Linked DNA regions of Homo sapiens: all the other regions are linked to region 2. A link is a contact called in ENCODE Hi-C data. All regions are on one chromosome and are shown on one strand. Each heading gives the region's core, a stretch centred on a gene start or an enhancer-like site at or near the end of the contact. The rest is flanking DNA. Distances are from core to core; before and after follow the strand shown. Region 1 holds the start of SOCS2-AS1 (SOCS2 antisense RNA 1). Region 2 holds the start of APAF1 (apoptotic peptidase activating factor 1). Region 3 holds the start of WASHC4 (WASH complex subunit 4).

Region 1 (4,735 bases), core at 806-3,305, 5.1 Mb after region 2:
GCCGCAGCTCCGCCCGGGAGCCAGATGCTGCTGGGCCTGCGGGGCCCGCGGCACCGACTTGCTGATTGCACCCCGTGCAAAGGGAGGCGCCCGACGCTTTCCCCGGCCGGGGTTCGAGCCCGGGAGCCTAACCCTGAGCAGCTGCGGAAAACAGTAAATCTTCCAGCGTGCTAAGAAGCTATTTCCAAGAAGCTCTTCCCGCGCTCTGCGCTCCGCCAGGCCTGAGTCCCTGGAGAACCACTTTCCTTACGCATTCCCAAGGACCCAGGACCCTGCGAGCGTGCTCTCCGCGGTCCCTTGGAAGCAAGGGACGTATTTCCATCTTATTCTTTGCTTCCCACCTCGACCCCGCTTCCTAGCTGCTTCCTTGGGGAGGCGCTCCCTCCCGCACGCGTCGCGGCCGATCGGCTCCCTACCTGTCTGACCGAGCTCCCGCAGGGCCTTCGCCAGACGCGCCGCCTGCGGGGATGGCTCCTCCGCCGACCCCGCGGTCCCCCACTGGCTCCGCGTCCCTTCCCCGCCATTCCCGGAGGGCTCAAGGCACCGCAGGGTCATGAGAGAAGGGTCACCGCGGCAAAGACAGGTGGCCGCCCGAGCTGGGGTCAGAGAAGGGTTCGCGTCCTTCCTTGAAGTCAGTGCGAATCCCAAAACGAGTCCCTGCGGGGTGTCCGAAATGGTGGCAGAGAGAGAAGGGATGGGGCTCTTTCTCCCCAGATCCTGGAGGACGGATGACAAAGTCCCTCGCAGCCGCGGTCACCCACTGATCGCCTACAAAGAGAAAGCGGGAGGTTGGGTCAGTCCAAACTGGACCCCTGCGGCTGGGGTGGGGGTGGGGAAATAGACGTGGAAAATCCCAGGGACTCCTCCGCCTCTACGTTCCTGCACCATTTAACCCCAAGCTTCCAGTTAGCGCCCTGGCCCAGCTCTAGAGAAAAGATAAAGAGAGCAGAGATCCAAGATAAAGTTGGCTGAAGAGGTGGGGGGCGGAGGTCAGGAGGAGGGTGAACAGGGTGTCTTCCCGCCCAGGGTCACTAGCTGAAATCAAAGACTGGCGACCTAGGAAGAGCAAATAGTCACCTGCAGATCCAGTGGGAATAGGCCCTTGTCAAGGACAAGTAGAAAAAATTAAAAAGGAAAGAACAGGAGAGATTCCCCAAATTGGCATTCCGGTCTCACACCTGGCGCAGCCCGAGGGCCCCCAGGAAGAAGCACCCACACAAACTTGGTTCTCCGCCCTAAAGCGCTGCGGGGCCCCGAGGCACCAACCCGGGGTGCGGAGGTGCGGGAGCTGCCGCATCTCCGCCCGGGAGGCTCCTCGCTCCCCTCCCCCCGCTTCCTGGTGCCCGCTCTGGCGGGGTTGGGGGTGCCGCGGCGGTCGCTCCCGGACCAGGATGGCTGCGGTGGTTCTCGCCGCCGCGGGCGCTGTCGAGGAATCGGCCCGAGCGCGCAGCCCTCGCGGGGCTCCGAGGCGAGGCCGGGGCCGAGCGGGCGGTCGCGAGCGCTGCGGAAAATGCAAACCACCAACGCCGCGCTCTTACCTCGACCTCGGCCGCGGCCGCCGCCGCCGCCTCCGCACCAGGCAGCCTCCTCAGCGGACATGGGGCGGGGGGGTGGGGGGAAAAGGGGAGGTGGGAGGGGCCCGGGAGAGGAGGGGCGTCTGCCCTTGTTTCCCCCGTTAACGTTTAATTTGGGAACGAGATGCCCGGGGATGCAACCAGCCCCGCGCTCGGAGGCGGCGGTCGGAGTTCCGTGCGCAGAGGGCACACAAAAGCCTCGAGGATCATTGCCTCGACCCCATCCCCCACCGCGCGGCGACGCCCCCTACGGGCTGGGACACCTCCACTCTCGGACTGCTGCCGGGTTTCCCTCCGGCTGCGACCCTGGAGGTGGGAAGGAGAGAGGGAGGGAGGGAGGAAGGAGCGAGGGCGGGAGGCAGGCCGGTGGGGAGGAGCGGGAGATCAGGTTATTAGGAGGATTATTAATTTGAATGGCAGTTTAGGGGAAATAAAAAAAAGAAACTCCAGACACTTCCAGACGCCGAGAAGGGGCTGGAGAAAGCAGGCAGCAACGCTAGGCCGCGGGGCAGAGCCGCGGTTCGGACTCTCTCTTCCCCGGCGCTCCGAGCTGCGGAAGCCCAGGCCGTCCGCCGCTCCCCGGCGCACGCGGCCGCGCCTCGCCGCCCTCCCCGGTAACTCTCCTCGGGGCGGAGCCTTCGGGCTTCCCCCACTACCGGTACCTGCCGCGGGCGCCCGAGCTGCGGGCACGGGGTATCCTGAGGCTGTGCACCCGGGACCCCGGCGCGCACTGTCCGCGGGCCACGCGGTGAGGGTGGCTGCGGGCGAGAGGGCTCATGCTTCAGGGGAAGCCCAAGGCCCGCCAGCCGCGGCGGCTGCGACGAGACTTGGCAAGAGTTAAACGTCGGTCCCAGGAGCAGCGAGTGCGCGCGACTTCCCAGACCGACGCGCCTCCCTTGCTCCCCGCCTCCCTCCCCAGTCAGCGCTCCGCTCGCGCCCCGCCCGGCTGCTGCGGAGGCGGCTTTCCAGGAACTTTCCAGGAATCGGCCTCACGTGACCGCGGGCCCCGCTACTGCTTTAAAGAGGCTCGGTCGCAATACACAGGCTTCAGGGAAGACCGGGTGAGAGCGCTCGGGTGCAGGGCGGGCGGTGTGCACGCCGGGGTCGGCCTGCCTCTGGCCCCACACCCCGGGGTGCTCGGGCGCAAGCTAGAGATCTCCCCGGCCACCGGCTACAGCCAACCCCGTTTCGGCGGCCGGAGCCTGCCCCCTACCCGGGCCAGCTGAGCGCCCGGGTTCAGGGAAGGATAGCGATCCTTGGCCCTTGGCCTGCCACGGGGGTGGGTTCCTCTAAACATCCCGGCGGCGCCCCCTCGATGCGACCCTCCTGGCCGCACTTTTGCGGGGGGTGGGCGTGCAGGAGCGACTGTGGGTCCTCGGAAACCAGACTCTCCGGCTCTAAGACACATCGATGGCGTGGGGACGCCGTGCTCGTCCCGGTGCCCACGGCCGGGGACCGGAGGCGGTCCCCTTGATCAGGTCCTGGAAGGCAGCGAGCGGGAGAGCAGCGCCTCCTTAAGCGGCGCCGGCCGTCCTTAGTCCCCTCCCCCTGGCGCTCCGGCTCCTTGTCACCCGCACCCACCCGGCTCCTCCCTTCCTCCTCCCCTCTGCTCCAACGTCTCCGGTAGACCCGGCGGCCCGCCCGGGTCACCTGCGCCGGCTGCTAAGGGGGCGCCCTTACCTGCGCGCCCGGAAGGGGCTTGGTGACTGGCCTCGGTTCCCTCAGTCCGGAGAGTGTCTCTGCCATTCCCTGCAGGGCTGACGCCCCAGGGCTGGGATTCGGAAGGATCTCGGCACCTCTACCCTACCTGGGATTCTCACCTCCAACCCCGTTGGAGGCCCCCTGGCCTTAGTGGAAACTCATCTCCTTGTCTGCGCACCCGCCCCCGAAATATGACCTACTTGAAATGTGACCTACTTTTTAAAAGAAACCCTTAACAATCACGGGAAAACCGGATCCAAAATTTCGATAAGCATTTTTCTTTGAAATACTATTCTATTGCATCACTGCTCGAAAGCTTGAAAGGTCAATGGCCACTTTTAGTTGAGGCCGCGGCTATGGGAAGTTGGGCGAGGAAGGGGGAGGGGTGGGAGGGAGGCGCGTCTTGCAAACTTTGCCTGGTGCCCCCCCTGCCGGCTCTGGGAGGAAACGGGAACCAGCTCCCAACCTTGGGGTCTGCAGCCGGGGACCAATGGTTTTCTCAATAATTTTCCTGCTTTTGAGTACATAATTCTATGCAGATGATAAGCAGATGAGTCGGGGAGGGGGGCATTTCCCAGCTAACAAAGAGCTTTGTTAACGCTGGAGCCGTGTGCCCTTAATCATGTTTCGTTTTTTAGAAAGAGCCTTTTATAGTGTGGGCGGAGCTAACTGAACCCTAGTTAAAATCCTCTACAAAGTAGTTGAATAATTTTGCACAAGGCACTTACCCTCTTTGGACCTCTGGCCCTTTTTATAACATGAAGGGCTAGATTCGGGTTCTGGGTGAGGGACTGGGATAAAGGAACAAATCAGATTCCATGTGAAGCCTGTGTACAGTCTGAGGCCCCAAGCCTTTTAAGAACCACTATGTCTACTAGGGTTAACTGCCCTCTAAATTGTCCTAATATGGCTTCTTATTCCTTGATGGAGAATCCTAGAGGAAGGGTGTACCCACACTTTAGCTTAAATAAAAAGGTATTTATTCCTAAAACTGACGGAGGGCGGGGAGGGAGCATGACCAAGTCTCCCTCTGTCGCCCAGGCTGGAGTGCAGGGCGTGATCTCAGCTCACTGCAACCTCCGCCTCCCAGGTTCAAGCAATTCTCCTGCCTCAGCCTCCCGAGAAGCTGGGATTACAGGCGCCCACCACCACGCCCGGCTAGTTTTTGTATTTTTAGTAGAGACGGGGTTTCGCCCTGTTGGTCAGGCTGGTCTCGAACTCCTGGGTTCAACCGATCCTCCTGCCTCGGCCTCTCAAAGTGCCGGGTTTACAGGCGTGAGCCACCCCTCCTGGCCCTAACATTTTTATACAGTAAGTTTAATATTTACTTGATAGTGGGTTGAAATGAATCTTCCAGCAACTCCTTTTTTATGTGCTTTCCTGTTGCCTTGGTGCATGCTGTTCCCTCTTCCTAGAATGCTCCAACCCTGATGGCTGCATCATACTTGATTAAAAGAATC
Region 2 (4,629 bases), core at 1,469-3,968:
ATATGTAAAAATATCCACAAGGAGAATTAATGAGTTTCCAATCAGGTGTGGTAGCTCAAGCCTATAATCCCAGCACATTGGGAGGCTAGAGTAAAAAATAAAAAGAAAAAAGAATTAATGGAGGATGTTTCAGTGATGAACGCAACCTAAATGTCCATCATTCTGAATATAGATTTTAAAAATTAGGGTATGTATATAAAATGGAATATTATGCAGCCATTCAAAATTATGACACATATCTCCATGTATTGACATGGAAAGATGTTCATAATACTGTTGCTGAAAAAAAAAAAAAAAAAAAACAGAAACATGATCCCACATACAACACATAACGTGGGGGCCGGGCGCAGTGGCTCATGCCTGTAATCCCAGCACTTTGGGAGGCCGAGGCGGGTGGATCACGAGGTCAGGAATTCAAGACCAGCCTGGCCAAGATGGTGAAACCCTGTCTCTACTAAAAATACAAAATTAGCCAGATGCAGTGGCAGGTGCCTGTAATCCCAGCTGCTCGGGAGGCTGAAGCAAGAGAACTGCTTGAACCAGGGCGGCAGAGGTTGCAGTGAGCCGAGACCACTCTACTGTACTCCAGCCTGGGCGACAGACTGAGACTCTGTCTCAAAAAAAAAAACAAGTGTTGGTATCATATGAATATATATAGACGTTTAGAAGTTTATTCATCGAAATGTTTGAGTTACTTCTGAGTAGCAAAATTTGGGATTTCTCCCCCACCTTGTCTTATTTTTTTTTTTTTTTTAGTACAGACGGGGTTTCACCATGTTGACCAGGCTGGTCTTGAATTCCTGACCTCAGGTGATCCACCCGCCACAGCCTCCGAAAGTGCTGGGATTACACTTGTGAGCCCCACCATGCCCGGCCTCTACTGTCAATTTTTTTTAGCACACATTATCATTTCTTACAATAAAATACTTCCTTTTTTAATTAAGATTGTATAAAATAGTGATTACATTGAAGTCCTAATATTAAGAGACTTCTTGTTTTCCTTATCAAACATAAGAGTGAATAGAGCATTGTTACTATTGAGTATTAGTTCTCGTTCAAGGAGGATGTCAGCTCTAGGTCCTCCTTGCTAAACACATTTCCCACAAAGCAACAGGAAACACTTTCTGATGTGATTTCTCAGACCAGGAGGACATGAGGAAAGAATAACAGCCTTTATAGTAAAATACTTGACGTTTCTAGCAACTTTATTTCAAATATAATGCAAATTTTTCCATGGGCATAAAACCCAGTTCACAATATCTGCAAGTTTTCAAAACATTAACAGAACTTTACACAATGTATAGAGTGAAAGAGTCTAAACGGGTTTATCAATTCATTCATTCAATACACATTTGTGCCCCTCCCTATATGTCAGACACCAAGACTACAGAAAAGATTGAGTCATTTGCCTGAAATAATTCACAGTCTACTCAAAGAAGAAAAAGAGAGAGAGAGTGGGAATGTGAATGCCCGAAGTGCAAAAACAGAGCACAAGTAACTTGGAGCTCACAGAAGGGGGCAATAATTATCAAGCTTCAATGACTGTTTTTGAAGTCACCAAATGTAGCACTTGGAAAAACAGGGACGGACGTAGGGCATTTGCCTATGCTTGTCAAGGCTTACAAAATGCCCAGCAGGGGCACAAAACTGATAAAAAGTTATTGATTCGAATCAAAACTCTCATTTTTTAAAATGTTAATAACGTTTTTGTCCTCTTAAACATAAAATGTTCCTTAATTTATAGTAATGAAATTCGATGTGAAAAAACAAGAATGAATGAATTTTTTAGGTGATGTCCAATAGCTAAGCAAATAAGACACTCTGGTTTTCTGAAACTAATTTCCAATTTCACCTAGTCCTGTTAAACTAAAATATGCAAATCTTAAATACGTTTTAAAACTGCACAACTTATCTGAACTAAGTCTCAAAACCTTTTGTAACCCACAACAAAATGGAAAGCCAAAACTCTTCATGGACGTAAAACAGAAAACAGCGCACGTTTATCCACGAAAACCCCAAGTTTACTACTTCCTCATTACAGAATTTCTCTTCCTGGTACAGGAGCAGGATGGTTATCAAATATTCCATGTCCTCAAATTCTCAGTCCCTGAAATCAGCTACCAAGCCTCCAAAGAACCTGGCTCGGGGAGAAAAGCGAGGAGGTCAACTTACCCAAGCCTTTGCGCCTAGGTCTTAGTGGGGAGGGCGGCACTGCCGGGACAAGACTGGGAGACTCCAGGCCGGTGGAGGGAAACGGCAACAGGAGTTTTCCACCGGGAATTAGGGGTGCAGGGCTCTGTCTCGCCACATACCCTTCGCCCCGGGGCAGGTCCGGGCCTCACAGGCGCCTCCCCTGGATCTCTGCAGCCCCGGGGCGCACGAAGACCCCCAGGGACCTCCGAAGGTTGGCGAGGTGGGCGTCCACCCAACGCAGCCTGACCCCACAGTCCCGGAGCGCCGCGGTGAGGCCCGGCCCACGGGCCGCCCTCCGGTGGACCCCACTACTGGACACAAAGGGAGGAGGTCTTCCCGGCCTGTGGCGCCCTTCCCCCGACGGCGGCTGCACCCCGGAGGGAGCCCGGCGCTACTCCGGATGCCGCTGCGGCACCTCAAGTCTTCGCGGGTCGCCGACTGCCCAGACTCCCCACCTCTGGTTCTATCCCTTTTGCCCGGGATAGAGCAGTCACGTCCACTCGCTACCTCTTCTTCTCCGCCTCTGGACAGCGGAGCAGTCAAATCCCGCCGGATCCACCCAGCCCGGACGGCGCGCGCCCGCTTATGCAAATAAACACACCCCAAGCCCCAAGGGGCGGCCACCGCTGCCGCCGCGCACTCCTGCCACGGCTCATGCCCGCGCGCGTAGAAGTGCCCGCCTACCCCGCGGACGGGGCGTGGCTAAGCCTCAGGGACGCGCCGCGTTCCCACCAATGCCGGACTCGGGCAGCGGCGGCGCGCCCGACGTGGCGCGCGCGACCCCTTCGTCCTGCCCCTCCTCCTCGGGTCCCGTCGGCCTGCGCGCGCCCGGGAGTTTGAATTTCCTCGGATTTGGAGCAATATCGCAGTGGAAGGCGCTGTGGGTTGAGGTCGCCGCCCACCTCTCCTAGGGGAACTATGGAGCTGGCAGCTGAAAGACTCAGTGAAGCAACGAGGATGCCGGGGAGAGGGAAGGGGCTGGGCTCTGGGCGGTGCCAAGTCTGTGAGGGGGCGCGGTCACCGCCCAGGGTTCCCACGAACGCCAAGGCGGCCACGTCCTGCTCCCCCTGGTGAAGAAGCTGCCCTGGGCTTGTCGTCCTAGGGTCTCCAGACATGTCTGAGGTGAAGAGCCGGAAGAAGTCGGGGCCCAAGGGAGCCCCTGCTGCGGAGCCCGGGAAGCGGAGCGAGGGCGGGAAGACCCCCGTGGCCCGGAGCAGCGGAGGCGGGGGCTGGGCAGACCCCCGAACGTGCCTGAGCCTGCTGTCGCTGGGGACGTGCCTGGGCCTGGCCTGGTAAGTGGACGCGAGGCTGCCTGGGCCGGCCTCCTGTGGGCCCCCTGCTGTTTGGGCTCCCACCCGGCTCAACATCCAGCCGGAGGTGATCCAACCTCCCAGACCTGGGCCTTCTGTGCCTCTGTCTTGACCCCAAAGGAAGGAAACAGCCCAGCCTTGTTTTTCCCTTTCGGGCGTTTCTTGTATCTCATTTCCCCCCGTGCTGGTAGCATGCCCCTATCGCTCAGAAGGAGTTGAGGCTAAGGTTTGGGAACGAGCCATTTGTTAAGAGCTGCAGATTCGGCCACGCTTTCTGAAGCTCCCGCTACACGTCAGAAGCGTTCACGTTGTTATAAACCGTTACTTCCTGTCCGCTGTGCCCCATTCCGGGACACATCTGCCCCACCCTACTCACCCCATAAATACCTAATGGAAATACTTGCAACCTTAAAACAGATCATTATGTTTGGAGACCGAGGCAGGTGGATCACTTGAGGTCAGGAGTTCGAGACTAGCCTGGCCAACATGGTGAAACCCCATCTCTACCAAAAATACGAATAATCAGCCGGGCGTGGTGGCGGGCGCCTGTAGTCCCAGTTCCTCCGGAGGCTGAGGCAGGAGAATCGCTTGAACCCGGGAGGCGGAGGTTGCTATGAGCCAAGATCGCATCACTGCACTCCAGCCTGGGCGACCGAGCGAGACTCCGTCTCAAAAAAAAAAAAAAAAGAAAACCATATCATTATGCTCCCAAAGGAGCAAACGTTATAGTAGCAGAGCTTGGAGGAGTGCTCATATTTTGATCACCGTGCATGCATTATGAATTTAAGGTCTTTTATTAAGTAAGTTACAGATTGAATATGGTAAAGCTACAAAAACATAGCACTTGTGTTCACTTAAAACTAACCAGTTGCAGTTTTAAAATCAGGTAAATGGCGATATATTGGTGTCATTAGGAAAAATGAATATTAGAAATAACCTTAAAACCAACTCGTAAAAAAAGAAAAAAGAAAAAAACCAACTTGTGAATTTTATTTTCCCAGCCTTTTTTTTTCTGGCGGGAGGAGGGAATAGCCCATTTCATTTTAATAAGATTGGCATCTTAATAGAATTTTTCTCCATTTTTCATTCATGTGTAAAGTTATTTAGTAAGACTGTTGTTAATCTT
Region 3 (4,439 bases), core at 1,713-4,212, 6.5 Mb before region 2:
GTTTTTAATTCTATACACACTAATGTTTAATAATACACCTAAATATTTTTAAATGGAGGTTTTATACCTGCTTGAGCATATTATTTCTATAATGTCTAAAATTTAACCAAGATATTTGTTAAATTATTTAACTGTCATAATCAAGTTGGAAAAACCAGCAAAGAACACTGCTTGACTACAGAATACTATGCTGTTCTTCACAGAATTAACACATTCATAGGTAACTTTAAGGAATCATTGGAATAAGCTGGATTTTAAAATATGCCTATTCGTCAAAGTATTTCACGTTACACATAAAAATTCATTACTTGTTCCCAAAGGTAACAAATTCAACTCCAACTCAGTTTCTTTTATTGATATGAATAACTTTATTCAACCTTTGTCTTCTAAAAAAGGTAAAAATTTGCTCTCCTCAAATTAGCAATGTGAAGCAAGTAAGAGAAAGTGTGTTCTGACTCATGCTGTATTAAAGTATAAAGACCTAGCCCCCACTCTCCTTTATTCTTCAACCACATAAAGTTTTAAATCCGGTGAATCCATTTAGTTCATTAAGGTTTCTGTCTTATTATAGCATTAATCTAGGCAATTTTGGAAAACAATTAGTCTAGATATGATTCACAGACCAAAAATTAATGAACGCCAAGCACAGGGAGGTGTTCTCTTCCCTACAGCTTACATATAAGACTGCCCAGATTCTCAGAACCCCAAATAGTTGTCTTATTCTCAACTACACAGGAAATGACCAGTCAAAGCTGCATTTGACCAGCAAATGACTTCTTAAAGACAATGCTAGGCCGGGCATGGTGGCTCACCCCAACACTTTAGGAGGCCAAGGCCGGTGGGTCGCTTGAGACCAGGAGTTCAACATGGCAAAACCTTGTCTCTATCCCAATTTAAAAAGAAAAAATCAGCCAGCTACTAAGGAGGCTGAGGTAGGAAGATCACCTGAGCTCAGCTGGTCGAGGCTGCAGTGAGCCGTGGCGATGCCACGGCACTGGGCGACAGAGTGAGACCTTGTCTCGAAAAAAAAAAAAAAAAAAAAAGACAATGCTAGAGAAACACCACGCCAATAAATCACTCCTTTAGTATGTTCAGGGATTCACAAACAGGAAACAGAAAACCTAAAATAACATTAAAAGTTCCTTGCTGACAATAAACGGTTGTAAAATTGGTGAAAGTTAAAATAACAAAAGTTGAGATAAGAACTACATGGTAATTTTTTAAGAGTAAAAATTCCAAAAACCTACTTAACATGCTCATCTTTGTCAACAGACTGCACTCCTTGTTTTATCTTTTTATCCCTAATATCTAGCACAGCCACTGGTTGTAGAAAATATCTGTTGAGTGAATCAGACCATTCTACTCCAGGCTGAACCATTTTCAAACTCAATTAACATAACTCTATTCCAATTTTTTTTGAAGATACCAGTTCGTCATCTTTGTCCATAAAACATATATGACAAGGTACAGTTCACTTTATAACAATACAGAATCCCCTCCACAAAAAAAAATTAAAAGATTTTGTCATTATCTCCAAGGTTAATTTTTATGCTGCATAAGAGCTAATACCTTATTATCACCCAGGCTAGAGTGCAATGGCGCGATCTCGGCTCACTGCAACCTCCGCCTGCCGGGTTCAAGCGATTCTCCTGCCTCAGCCTCCCAAGTAGCTGGAATTACAGGCGCTCGCCACCAAGCCCAGCTATTTATTTTTTAGTAGAGACGGGGTTTCACCATGTTAGCCAGGCTGGTCTTGAACTCCTGACCTCAGGAATGTTTTGTGAAAAACTGCAACCCATCCTGGATGTAGCTCACTCTTCTCTGAGAGACTTGTAAAACCTAATTCATCTAACATTGTAGGCATTAGTCTCTCTTCGTAAATCAAGCAAAATTCATCCGGAATTTTTAAAAGCAACGTTCCACCTTTTGGGAAAACTATGAGGGAAAAAAAAAATCACAAACAGCATGCTCCAATCTCTCTTAGATCACTTACACAGATTACTATGACCAAAGATAAGAAGCAGATTGCCAACTTGTATTTATTTCAAGTAGAGTTTCACTACAATTAATTTGGCCTCAATATTTTACTGAAAGAAACACAATTTGTTTATTTCGGGATAGACTTCTAAGTTAAAATCAGACAATTCGATCTTGTGAAGCAAAATTTGAAGATTTGCTGTAATTTTTGAAGCCTTTATAACTGCGATGGAAACTGCAGAACATCACTGAAAAATATCACTTAGCATAAATAAAAGGCCTGGAAAATGATAAAATGACATTCACGTGTTTATTTTCGCAGGGTGAAAAGTTCTTTTTTCGCTCCCTTCTACGGTTATAGCAACGCGATGGGAAAGACACCCAAACTTGCAAAAGTTGATTTGGGAGGAAAAGAAGAAAAACAGGAAACCGAAACAGGAACCCAGACATCAGCGTCCTCCAGAGCTGAACGCTCAGAATCTGGCGAAATCCCCAAGAGGCCAGAGACAGAAGCAGCCTGGGATCCCGGGGCCGCTGGGCCTCCCGGGCGCGCCCCGCCCAAGCCCCGGGGCAGCTGAAGGGGGACGCCGCTCCCCGCGGGGCACCGCAGGCTCCCCAGGAGAGTCTCCGCCTCACACGCCGAGCCCTGAACGGGCAGCCTGACCCGCCGTGGCTGGGACCCCAACCCCGAAAGTAACGCTGGAGAGCGCGTCCCTCGCACACCCCAAGGGCTCTGAAGTGTCCCGCACCAGACGGCTGCGCAGCCGTCCCTCTCGCAGGAGCGCTGCCCAGCCCAGAACAGCGGCGGGCCGAAGGAGCGTCCACCCGCAGCCCTCGCCCTGCAGCTCCCTTACTCTGCGAGCCGTCGTCAACGCGGTCAAACTCCCAGTCCGGGGACAGAGTCTCCACCGCCATCACCCCGGCGCCTCCCACAGACACAGCCCCAACCAGCCCGTGCGGCGACGACGGCCTCACCCCAGCTACTGTCACAGCACGTGACTTCCGGCCCCGGCCCCGCCTCCGCTCGCGAGGGCCGGCCGGGCTCGTTGCCCCTGCGACCGCGGGGGCCCCTGGGAAAGCGAGTCCTCCGCCGTGGCCGAAGGCGGCCGCCATGGCGCCGGCAGTGCCAGCGGGCGTCTTGCGACCCGGCTCGGGCTTCGCCACCATTCACTGTGCTTCTCAAGCCACTTCGGCACTCTAATTTCGCCCTGCTCTCTCTAGACGATTTTTAATACCTGGGAAAGTTACTCCCCAGTCTAACCTAAAAAGGTAGAATTGATGGGGTGGGGAATTAACAGGAAGGCATGATCCTCGAGGATAACGCTGACCAGGCGCTTCTTCCAACAAGCCTGTTTCCCTCTCTGTCGCCACCGTAGGAGTTCCTACAGCTCTCCCGCACATTCTGTACGGATTGTTTTTTAGTCAAGACGTTCTGTGCGAGAGGAGAAGTTACTTTATGAACACCCTAACAGGGGATCTTACGACCTCTTCCCCGCTCTCCACTCAGTCCTTTTAAAAACGCGAGGCAGGATGAAGAACGCTATTGAAGTACATTCTAAAATGATCCCACCTGCAATTTGGATTTTTGGAGAATCGGGATCGGTGTAAAATTCTACATGCATACACGTATTTGCACAAGAATATTTATAGCAACGTGGTTTTTAATAGGAAACTATCTAAATGTTCATTACAAGTGAATTACATAAAGCTCAATACATCCATACTACGAATCACTGAAGAGCTGCTAAAATAGATGAAATATATTTATAATGGCATGAACAACCGACACAAGACAGTTGCAGAGTAATGTGTATTTGTGATTACATTTATGTTTTTAAGTTATACAAACGCGTATGTGCCTACGTGTATGTAAATTCATAGGAAGACAAATCAGAGGACGGTGGTTACCTGGGGAAAAGCATGTGTTGGTGAGTAACAGGATTTTCAAGTTTTGATGTGTCTACTTATGTGTTTTGAATCCTTAACAATGAGAATTTATTAGGGTTTTACTCTTGTAATCTTAAAAAGTACCGAAAAGAACTAATCAATGTAGGCAAAAGGTCTATTGAAGAGCATTCTTCTGAGGTCATTGGATCTGCCCTGAGTTAAATGTTTATTGAGTGCCCACTGGGTACCAGGCACCAGGCTAGATGCAGAAACTATAAAACATGTAAGAAAATTGCTTTCTGACCCTATGGCAGACTTAGTGGGCATTTCAGAAAGAAAAAAAAAATCTTGAAAAGAACAGGCATCCTTAGGGTCTAATGGCTGACAAACTTTTTTCCTGTACTTTCTGTGTGACCATGAGTTTGACTTTCCTGGATTCTTAACATTTGCATTAAATCACTGTAATTAATCTCCCAGCAGCTCATTGTGATAAATTGAACTTACAAGTCAGAAAAATTTGAGTCTATAAATACACTAATCTATTAAAGTTAATAGATTAGTAGCAAGAGGCAGTG

What was found. Hi-C counts contacts between places; a loop is a spot of excess contacts on that map. Pooled maps may share reads with other maps.
Region 1: a pooled map shows a loop between it and region 2 (11-fold over the local background). The contact joins the promoter of SOCS2-AS1 here to the promoter of APAF1 in region 2. A Hi-C loop is called at or near these places in 4 of 50 pooled maps.
Region 3: a loop to region 2 is called in a pooled map, with 16 times the contacts of the local background. The contact joins the promoter of WASHC4 here to the promoter of APAF1 in region 2. A Hi-C loop is called at or near these places in 6 of 50 pooled maps.

Annotation. Positions count from the first base shown.
Region 1 is chr12:93,568,718-93,573,452 of GRCh38, reverse strand. SOCS2-AS1 (SOCS2 antisense RNA 1) reads left to right here and starts at 2,055. Exons shown (of 4, transcript NR_038263.1): 1 at 2,055-2,188. It overlaps SOCS2 (suppressor of cytokine signaling 2), which reads right to left and starts at 778. Exons shown (of 2, transcript NM_001270471.2): 1 at 417-778. The coding sequence starts at 555. RefSeq lists an enhancer at 1-114 and silencers at 1,332-1,641, 1,652-1,701, 2,062-2,341, 2,712-2,901, 2,962-3,011.
Region 2 is chr12:98,643,379-98,648,007 of GRCh38, reverse strand. APAF1 (apoptotic peptidase activating factor 1) reads right to left here and starts at 2,718. Exons shown (of 27, transcript NM_181861.2): 1 at 2,173-2,718. IKBIP (IKBKB interacting protein) reads left to right here and starts at 3,220. Exons shown (of 3, transcript NM_153687.4): 1 at 3,220-3,485. The coding sequence starts at 3,307. RefSeq lists silencers at 2,314-2,523, 2,844-3,043 and enhancers at 2,620-3,247, 3,248-3,874, 3,875-4,502.
Region 3 is chr12:105,106,254-105,110,692 of GRCh38, reverse strand. It overlaps WASHC4 (WASH complex subunit 4), which reads right to left and starts at 2,962. Exons shown (of 33, transcript NM_015275.3): 1 at 2,832-2,962. The coding sequence starts at 2,892. It overlaps LOC414300 (a long non-coding RNA gene), which reads left to right and starts at 3,051. Exons shown (of 2, transcript NR_121211.1): 1 at 3,051-3,905. RefSeq lists enhancers at 696-855, 2,694-2,853 and silencers at 2,414-2,663, 2,874-3,153.